Linked DNA regions of Homo sapiens: region 1 is linked to region 2. The links are chromatin loops, found by intact Hi-C in ENCODE. Cell type or tissue: PC-3. All regions are shown on one strand. Each heading gives the region's core, and the rest is flanking DNA. Links, peaks and the distances in the headings are about the cores only. Region 1 has its middle 8.8 kb from the start of TRE-TTC1-1. Region 2 has its middle 43 kb from the start of TUBA3E.

Region 1 (5,378 bases), core at 314-5,313, 87 kb before region 2:
GAAGAGCTCACTGCTTCACCCTCAAGTGAAGAAATAACACTTGAGAGGATTTAGGAAAGGTAGTCTTGGCAGGAGAGAGCCAGGTTTTAATTTGAGGAGGTCAAAGGAATGCTTTAGACTAGTTAAGTATATGAAAGTTTGTATAATGGAAAGGTTTAGGGACTGTCAGAAGATGAGGTCTCTGCCTTTCTAGAAAGCATATTCTCTTTTCCTTACTATTTATGATGCACAAATTATTTACACTACAAAACCAAGCTTTTATAAATTTAAATCTATAGATTTCACATTTTTAAGGATATATAAAGTTTCTATAGCTTTACCCATTGAGTTTGGGTTTTGTTTCCCCTACATTTCTTTCTTTCTCTTTCCTTTCCTTCCTTTTTTTATCTTTCATCTTTCTTTCTCTCTTTCCTTTCTTTCTCCTTCCTTCCTTCCTTCCTCCATTTTTTTGAGACAGGGTCTGCCCTCTGTCACTTGGACTAGAGTGCAGTGGCACAATCTCGGCTCGCTGCAACCTCTGTCTTCCGGGTTTGAGTGATCCTCCTGCCTCAGCCTCCTGAGTAGCTGGGACAACAAGAGTGTGATACCATGCCTGGCTAATTTGTTTTTGTATTTTTTGTACAGATGGGGTTTTGCCATGTTGCCCAGGCTGGTCTCCTACTCCTGAGGGTCAAGCGATCCACCTGCCTCAGTCTCCCAAAGTACTGGGATTACAAGCATGAGCCACCGCACCCAGCCCACATTTTCTGCTTTTTATGTATCTGCTTTTCTATTTCAGGACTCATATGAATGAGCAAAACATATCTTGAACACTCATGCAAAAGAGTGTAAGAATCTAGCAGAGGCTTTATTGGCCTCTGAGACTTTGGATGCCAAAGAGATTCAAGTTGTTCTTGAGGGGAAGAAAGAAACTGGAAGTGAGATAACTCTCTTCTTGATAGGGATGTATTACTAGTTTCATTGAAGAATGGAAGCATTAGTCTCTCTTTGGCAATGCTTTCCCATCCATTCTTGAGTTAGTATAATTCAAGGGTGTGAGATACTTTGTCAGTCTATTGTCATGATGACACCTATTGCAAATTAGCAACCTTGCAGCATGCATATTTAAAAAAAGAACAATCAGGATTTAGAACAGCTTATTTGAGAAATGTCAGTCATAAAGTTGAAAGAAATGATTTTATGGTTGGTGACTCTACTAGATGCGAATAAAAATTGTGCCCTTAGCTCTTGGGAAGCATTTTTAATTTGCAAGCTAAAATTGTTGAAGGATATCCATTATCTCTTGATATTACCATTTATCTTTTATAATAAAATATTATTTGGTTGTTGGTAAATCATAATTTTATGTACATCAATGGAAACTTAAGATGCAGTAATTGTGCTTCAAATTAACTGCATATAAAATGTTTAAATCTAAGAGTAGAGAGTTGTAATTCAGTTACAATCAGAATTTAAATGGTTATAACATTTTAAAATGGACAATAAAAAAGGCAGACCATAAGAAGTACCGTAAAAGATGTGGAGAAACTATAACCCTCATACACTGCTTGTTAGAATAAAAAATTCTACAGTCACTTTGAAAACCACATCCATTTAGTTATAAGCATATTTCTTAATTTTAATGTGTCATGTTTTAATAAAATATGTCGGAATAAAGACTTTGGATTGAAAAAATAATACTGAGTAGTGGACATGATTTGGAGAGTTGGTACCTTTGAAACAAATATTTTATTTCTATGCAAATACCTTTCTGTCCCCACTCTGTTACACATGAATCCTTATTTTAGTCAGGAATATAATCTTTCCTTCCCTTTCACAATAGAAACTTAATTAAATTATATATAAAAGCGATGTTTTCTGAACTACTTCCATCTTCCATCACCATGACAATATAACGGGTGGCTAATCTGTTATGAATGTGAGAACGCATTTCATTAAAAAAATTACTAAGTTGCCAAACAGGGAGGGTGGGAGGACACTTATTTCTTAAATAAATCCTACTTCAGAGAGCTTGCTGTGAATGTTCTGCTTCTGGAAGCAGGTATTTGACTCATCCAGGAAATCAAGGCTGAGAGAAGGGCTGGTGGCTGGTGAGCTGCTTTGTCTGAGAAAGGGAGAATTGTTACTGTGTTGAGACTTGTCTGCACTCTCCGAATTTGTTTTGGCAAAGAATGCTTGAGTGTTTACAGAGGCCCAGATGTTGGTCACGGGCAAAAGACAGTGAGCCATTATGGGGAGGGAGGATCCATTTTAAATCCCATGTGAAAGGGCCTATTAAAGGTGTGAAGAGGCCTCAGAAGAGTATAATTCAAAGTGGATCTCTGGATGCCTTAGGAGCTGTGAGAAAACAAAGGCCAGGATGGAGTGCGTTCATTCAGGTTAAAGCAATTGGAGGTGAGGACACCCGTGGGCAGAGAAATACTCCTGAGAGAGTTGGTTTTAAAATAAATGCTGTGTCTGGAATTGGTGGGTTCTTGGTCTTGCTGACTTCAAGAATGAAGCCACGGGCCCTCGCGGCGAGTGTTACAGTTTTTAAAGATGGTGTGTCTGGAGTTTGTTCCTTCAGATGTTCATATGTGTCCAGAGTTTCTTCCTGCTGGTGGGTTCATGGTCTTGCTGACTTCAGGACTGAAACTGCAGACCTTCCCGGTGAGTGCTACAGCTCTTAAAGGCGGCGCCTCTGGAGTTGTTCTTTCTTCCAGTGGGTTCGTGGTCTCGCGGGCCTGGCCTCAGAGTGAAGCTGCATACCTTAGCAGTGACTGTTACAGCTCATAAAGGCAGCACGGACCCAAAGAGCGAGCAGCAGCAAGATTTAGCACAAAGAGCAAAAGAACAAACCTTCCACAGCAAGGAAGGAAACCCAAACGTGTTGCCCCCACTGGCTCGGGTGGCACAGACACAGAGTGCTGATTGGTGCGTTTACAAACCTTTAGCTAGACAGAAAGGCTCTCCAAGTCCCCACCCAACCAGAAGCCCAGCAGGCTTCACCTCTCAATGGCACTGGCTGCGGGACTTTGCGGCACCTAGCCGGGGCACTCTTGCAGCCCAGAGGGAGCCCGTCCTCCAATCAAGCCCAGCAGGCGCCCGACGGCGGCGCGGAGTGCAGGGCAGCAGAGGCGCGCCCAACCCGGAACCGCGCCAGCCCTCCAGCGCCCTGCGCAGCCCGGGCTCCCGCCCGCGCCTGTCCCTCCACACCTCCCCGCCAGCAGAGGGAGCGGGCTCCGGCCAGACCCCGAGAGGGGCCCCCACAGCGCAGCGGTGGGCTGAAGGGCTTCTCCAGCGTGGCCAGAAGGGACGCCGAGGCCAAGGAGGCGCCGAGAGCAAGCAAGGGCTGCTAGCACATTGTCACCTTTCAATGCCATATAAAGATTGCTGGAAATTATCTTACAACTGTTATCAGTCAGATAAGAACTCAACCACCCTTTGCAAATTTGACTCTTGCAGGATCAGAAACCATAATTTGGTAGCTGAGGGAGGGTGGATGGAATTAGGGAAGAAGAACTGTGCCTGCCTCCTTCCCTTACTGCATGTGGCCAGACTGCGACAGGCCCCAGCTGATTAACTCTGACTTTGGGGCTTTCTTTTTTCCCCGAGACATTGTCTCGCTCTGTTGCCCAGGCTGGAGTGCAGCGGCGCGATCTCTGTTCACTGCAAGCTCCGCCTCCCGGGTTCACGCCATTCTCCTGCCTCAGCCTCCCCAGCAGCTGGGACTACAGACGCCCGCCACCGGGCCCGGCTAAGTTTTTGTATTTTTAGTAGAGACGGGGTCTCACGGTATTAGCCAGGATGGTCTCGATCTCCTGACCTCGTGATCCTGCCTTGACCTCCCAAAGTGCTGGGATTACAGGCATGAGCCACCATGCCCGGCCGACTTTGGCGCATTTTTATCATTACGTGGGGAGGGACAGTCTGTTTCAGTGCTTTGTCAATTAAAGCAGCACTGGGTTTTTTATATTCCTTGAGAATCATGTTTTCAGCCTGGGCGGAAGAACATGTACATATTTAATTGATAAGGGACAGTGGGAGATGATGTTGCCTTCTGATTCCCCTTGCATTCTGCTGAAAGCTTTCCTATCTGATTATGTTAAAACTCAGGAATGACCTTGTGAGAGCCTCATTCTTTGTCCTTCCTCTCATGTTGGTTAACTCAGGTTATAGCCTTGTTTTTGTTTAGTGTCTCTCTGTATTTCTCTCCTCGGTATGCTGTTGTACCTTAGTGCAAGGGAAAGACTATCCCTCTAGCTTTTTTCTGTTTAGGATGTATTTCCAGCTGCTTTCTCTGTTTCTTCACAATGTTTGATTTGTACTTTTGTAATAAACTGTTCTATAATTTATTGTGTCTATTTCTGCCTTCCCCACTTGCGGAGTTCCAGGAAGCTTCTTTTGAACACCTTTGCATCTCTAAAGCTAAATGGAGTGCTTTATAGGTAGGTACCTAATACATTTTAATAGGTATTCAATAGATGAAATTTCCTCATTCTCTCAGCATCAGGCAGAGCATTAGAATAGAGGGATCAGACTCTCTGAGGAGGGTTAAAAAATGCTGCAGAGAATAGGAGTATTAAGTGCCTTTTTCATCTCTGAAAATATCCTGGAGAGTATTGTAGTAAAAAGACTGGTGGGCCAGGCGTGGTGGCTCACACCTGTAACCCCAGCACTTTGGGAGGCTGAGGCGGACGGATCACTTGAGGTCAGGGGTTCAAGACCAGCCTGGCCAACATGGTGAAGCCCCATCTCCACTAAAAATATACAAAAATTAGCCAGGCAGGGTGGTGTACCCCTGTAATCCCAGCTACTCGGGAGGCTGAGAAAGGAGAATCGCTTGAACCTGGGAGGAGGAGGTTGCAGTGAGCTGTGTTCGTGCCATCGCATTCTGCACTCCAGCCTGGGGGACAGAGTGAGACTCCATCTCAAAAAGACTGGTGGAATGCCTTCCTGTAGGGGAAAGTCTGACTTCTTTTTAAGAAAAAGAAAAAAAATATAAGGCAAGATTGTGACCCAGGATAAGAGTATCTGTCACACAGAAGGATCTGTCAAATGAGTGAAAATTTAAGATCTCTAGCATGTGAAATTCTAAGGTCTTCTGGATTGGTTTCATAGAAGAAGCACTTTATCCTTGCTCAACCAGTTAGTGTCATTTAGGTTCAAAATCATATATATTGCATACATTTATTACTAATGAAAGTCTCTTAGAATTCAACCTTATGGGACACAGAGTTACACGAGTCTTTTGTATATGTATTTCTTTTCTCTTTTTTTTTTTTTTTTTTTGAGATGGAGTCTTGCTCTCTCACCCAGGCTGGAGTGCAATGGTGCAATCTTGGCTCACTGCAACCTCTGCTTCCCAGGTTCAAGTGATTCTCCTGCCTCAGCCTCCT
Region 2 (5,378 bases), core at 263-5,262:
TCTTTGGTTTTATAGCTAAAATAATTAACAGTGATTATCAAATTCTTACTACATGACAGAGACTAAGTGCAAAAAGTAGAATGGAGAACAAGATAGTAATTTTCCTGATTCTGTAAAGACAGATGAAATTATAGATGAGCACATAAAAGTTATAAGAACATCCCAGTGTCATTTGCACAGGAGAGCAAAAAATTATCATTACTATACTGATTAAGCTAACCATTATTATTCACTACCAAAGCTTATTTTATATATTATATACATTATATTTATATAAATATGTTTTATATAATAAAATATTCATATATTGTATATAATATAGTTAATACCTATTGATAAGCAACATCTTGGTTATTTTAAGGGATTAATAATGTTTCTAAATATGTTCACTTTATAAGTAAAAATAAAGTCTTGCGTAATCTTTGTCAATCAAAAAAAAAAGAAAATATTTACAGAGAACTAAGCCAACTGGTGGTTTTATCCTCATCATTTTCTTTTCCTTCATCCCTTCCTTTTTTCAAAACCCTATGAAACGGTATATGTACAAAAGAACCATGTCTAACCACAGGTTTTAATTCAAGGAAGACAGAAATTTCCCCTCCCAAATAAACCCCAATATAATGAAGCCAGTAATTCAATAAGGGAAAGAAAAATAACATTTTCTTGGAGGAAAGTTGCCTGCTAATGGGGCACCACAGTTTTCAATCTAAGCTGCCCCCAGGCATTGATAGTGGCCAAAAGGACGGATTTCCCAGAGAGTTTCCAGAAGAGGAGTCGCCAGGCACATTCTCTTTTTTCCCTGCTTTATGATTGTATCTGGTATGGTCACCAGGGAAAGTCAGGCCTTCAGCTAGTTTTGAACTGTGTGAGCTAAGCCCTGTTTCAGCTGAGACTAGCTTAGACAACATAGAGAAACCCTGTGTCTACAAAAAATAAATAAATAAAAAATCAGGCTGGGCACGGTGGCTCATGCCTGTAATCCCAGCACTTTGGGAGGCTGAGGCAGGTGGATCACCTAAGGTCTGGAGTTCGAGACCAGCCTGACCAACAAGGAGAAACCCCGTCTCTACTAAAAATACAAAATTAGCCGGGCGTGGTGGCACATGCCTGTAATCTCAGCTACTTGGGAGGCTGAGGCAGGAGAATGGCTTGAACCCAGGAGGCAGAGGTTGCTGTGAGCCGAGATTGCACCATTGCATTCCAGCCTGGGCAACAAGAGTGAAACTCCATCTCAAAAAAAATGAAAATAAAAATCAGCTGGGTGTGGTGGCACATGCCTGTAGTCCCAGCTACTCAGCGGGTTGAGGTTGGGGGATCACTTGAGCCTGGGAGATTGAGGCTGCAGTGAGCCAAGATCATGCCACTGCACTACAGCCTGGGTAACAGAGCGAGACCTTGTTTCAAAAAAAAAGACAAAAGAAGGGTCAGTGAGTTGTTGTTGATGGTTATACAGCTGATCATGACTAACTTAGATATTACTTATAATGGGTGTGATAGCTATTACTGATTATCACAGCCTGAATTGTGTCCCCTCTCCAAAAAAAAATTATGTTTGATATCCTAACTCTCAGTGTCTAAGAATGACTGCATTTCAAGATTGGGTCTTTAAAAAAATAAATAAGGTTAAATGAGTTTGTTGGAGTGGGCTCTAATCCAGTATAACTGGTGCTCTGGTAAGTAGAGGAGATTAGGACACAGACAGGTACAGAGGAAAGACCATGTGAAGGTGCAAGGAGAAGATGGCCACCTACTAACCAAGAATAAAGGCCTCAAAACAAAACAAAAAAAAGGCCTCAAGGTGTCAACCCTGCTGACACCTTGATCTTGGAGATCTGGCCTCCAGAATTGTGAGAAAATAGATTTCTGTTGCTAAAGCCACCCAGACTGTGGTACTTTGTAATGGCAGCCCTAGCAAAGTATACACTTGAGTAATAAATTAGTAGATTTGATGACATTGATATTTCCATTATTTATTTTATTCAACTAATACCTCTAATAACTATTATTATATTAAACACTCTGGATTAAGTATAGCATGAAACGTTCTACATACATTATCTGTTTTATTCTCTCAAGACAATTCTGTCATGTAGGTACTACTTTTTTCCACATTTTGTATATGAGAAAATGTCATTGATGGCTAGAAGGGTTTGAGAAACTTGCCTAAGTTGACCTGCAGGTGGGGGGCTGTGGTCTGATCCTCGGTCATCTGATTCCAGAACCCGCTTTCTGTCACCACCATCAAGGGACACTAGGATATTTTGTAGTGTTTATTAAAATCAAGAAAGTTAAGAGAACATAAACATGAGAGGTCCATGATGCCTGTCTTGAGGAGTTCACATTCAAGTTGACAAAACAAGAAATAAGTATAATTCTAGAGAAGATAGGGTAACTGCCATGTAAAACTCTCTGTCCAGAACTGATATTTATAACTTGGATGAGGGAATTGATGGCACAATTATAAATGGTGCTGAGGATGCAGCTGGAAGAGGCAACATTATTCCTTGGATAACAGACTCAGAAGGTTTAAAAAATGATTAAAAAAAAAAAACTACCTTGTCAGGCTGGAATGATTGACCAAACATAGAGAAATGATGCACGATGAACAAATAAACTTCCAAGTACAAAAAAAAAGCTGGATCAGAACAATTAACAAAGTACTGTAGCCTGTTGTGTGAACAAAGGTCATTTTAGTTTTATGTTAGTCAGCTGTGTCACTCATTGTGGACTGAGTCATTCAACAAACATGTATAGGGTGGCTCCTAGGAGCAAGTGGAAGGAAGTCACTGCTCTCAAGGAGCTGTCAGTCCAGTAGGGAAAGAGACAAGAGGAAATCATGATCAAAGAATCTGACGGGGCTGGGCGCAGTGACTCACGCTTGTAATCCCAGCACTTAGGGAGGCTGAGGCGGGCGGATCGCAAGGTCAGGAGATCGAGACCATCCTGGCTAACACGATGAAACCCCGTCTCTACTAAAAATGCAAACAATTAGCCGGGCATGGTGGCGGGCACCTGTAGTCCCAGCTACTCGGGAGGCTGAGGCAGGAGAATGGCATGAACCCGGAAGGCGGAGCTTGCAGTGAGCTGGGATCATGCCACTGTACTCCAGCCTGGGCGAGAGAGTGAGACTCCGTCTCAAAAAAAAAAAAAAAAAAAGAATCTGACGGATGCTTTTAGATTAATCTGAATAAAGCACCTCGGTAAATGAGAGAGAAAGCAAGTAACTTTTTATAGGGTCATAATAGTATTTGAGTTGGGAAGGAGTTTGCTGGGCAGAGAACCAAGTTCATGATAATCTAGGAGGAAGAACCAGTGAGTAAATATTCAACCGTATGGAAAAGCTCTGCCCTGTTTGAAATGGCTAACATTTAAGTTTAAACACTGGCAGAGGCATAGGTTGAGGCTAAAATTTTGACTGCGACTGGGTTTTGAAGGGCAGTCCAGTTAATGCTGCTGAGTTTGGCCTTCCTCTTGTATGCAACAACAGGATAATAAAGATTTCTAGAGAGGAAACATGACCACATTTGATTTTTTGGAAGGTAATTGTTGCAAGCAATGTACAGAAAAGACTGGAGGGTGGAGAGAACAGTTTCAGGGAGATCAGTTAAGAGGTGGTTGCACTTTTCCAGTAAGAAAAGTTGCAGCCTGAGGAAAGTAGACTCTGCTAAAAATACTGATACTAATAGAACAGCTGTGGCTCTTTCCACTGTCCTGGCTCAAAGTGAAGTTTTGAACTGTTTTGTTTTTTGTTTTTTGTTTTTCTGAAACCACCCAAGTTGAGCTGCTGGTTCTCTCTGCACTACCCAGTCCTGTCGGGCATCCACGGTTCTACCCTTTCTTTTAGGGGCCTTAAAAAGTGCTGGGTTATTGAAAAATATTTATAGTAGAGTTGAGATGGGCTGACTGAAACATCAGGATGTATACGGGTCACATTTCTCCTGGGTGTCATGGAGTGAGGTGCAAACAGCGATCAAAGGAAGACCTTCACGGGGGGCAATGAAGGCAATGCTAGCAGTTCTCCTGGTGGGACGGGGAACAGCACTCCCCTGAACGGTGGTGGACAGACTTCAGCGTGGCTTGGTTCCATCACCTGCCCGACTGCCCTTGGTTTGGCTGTATTGGTCTTCTTTAGGGCAGAAACTGAGTTCTTTCCAAGTATGATCTCTGCTCTTCTCTGTGTGATCCCTGGAAGCCATGCAGGTCACCCTGACCTCGTTCTTGTCAGGTTCTCTGTCATCCTATTGACTCCCTGGAAAACCGCAACCTTAATTGTTTATTTGTAGGCTAATGTTATACCTTTATCTTTCAAATCTTTGCCTTTTGATTTTCAAAAATTGTTCTTTCAAAAATCTTGGTTCTTGTAAACTAACAGCTTTCCAAACTATCATCTTTTATGTGGACTTCAAAATATTGACTCTCTTTTTCTTTACTTTTTTTTTTTTTTGAGACAGAGTTTTGCTCTCGTTGCCCAGGCTGGAGTGCAATGGCACGATCTCTGCTCACTGCAACCTCTGCCTCCCAGGTTCAAGCAATTCTTCTGCCTCAGCCTCTCAAGTAGCTGGGATTATAGGTGTGAGCCACCATGCCGGCTAATTTTTGTATTTTTAGTAGAGATGGAGTTTCACTACGTTGGTCAGGCTGGTCTCGAACTTCTCACCTAGTGATCCACCCACCTCGGCCTCCCAAAGTGCTAGGATTACAGGCGTGAGCCACCGTACCCAGCCGACTCTCTTTTTCTTTGTGTTTGACTAAATACATTTTAAACCTCTGTTCTCACATTCCCCTTAAAAATATCTTTTAACAGTTTGCATTCTCTTTGTGTTTGAGCTAGATAAATTTTAAACTTCTGTTCTCTCATTTCCCTTAAACTAAAGATATCACTAGCAGTTTGTATCCCTATATAGGGACATGCATGATCAGACAGGTATGGAAAAGAAAAGCATACTAAATTATTTTCTAAATATAATTTATTACAATAATTCTTTTAAAAGCTAACTAAAATTATGATATCCTAGGAGGATAAAAATTACTAAAATGGACTCAAGAAGAAACAGAAAAAAGAAAAGGCTAATTCGAATGATAGAAAAAAAGCTGAAAAGGATGTCAGAGTCCTCAACTATTTCATAATAGAGATGCCCAGTTTTGTGCATGTAACCTTTGAGGATTATATGTAATGCCTATGATTATTTTTTAAATTGCTCTGAAGCATTGGTTTTCAAAATATTGGCTGGGCATGGTGGCTCACTCCTGTAATCCCAGCATTTTGGGGGAGGCCAAGGTAGGCAGATTACTTGAGGTCAGGAGTTCGAGACCAACCTGGCCAACGTGGTGAAAACCCATCTCTACTAAAAATACAAAATTCAGCTGGGTGTGGTGGT

What was found. Hi-C counts contacts between places; a loop is a spot of excess contacts. Peaks named below come from ENCODE experiments on the same cell type or tissue, not always from the same donor. Only the 100,000 strongest peaks of a DNase experiment are listed, where the experiment ranks them.
Region 1: a loop joins it to region 2, with 10 times the contacts of the local background. A loop is called at or near these places in 6 of 110 quality-filtered maps.

Annotation. Positions count from the first base shown.
Region 1 is chr2:130,325,685-130,331,062 of GRCh38, reverse strand. No RefSeq gene overlaps it. Among named protein-coding and RNA genes, the nearest start is that of TRE-TTC1-1, 8.8 kb to the left of the region's middle. In PC-3, for the core only: no CTCF peak of the experiment used is centred there; a DNase peak (open chromatin) is centred at 2,732.
Region 2 is chr2:130,238,614-130,243,991 of GRCh38, reverse strand. No RefSeq gene overlaps it. Among named protein-coding and RNA genes, the nearest start is that of TUBA3E, 43 kb to the right of the region's middle. In PC-3, for the core only: no CTCF peak of the experiment used is centred there; a DNase peak (open chromatin) is centred at 2,781; H3K27ac peaks cover 278 bases.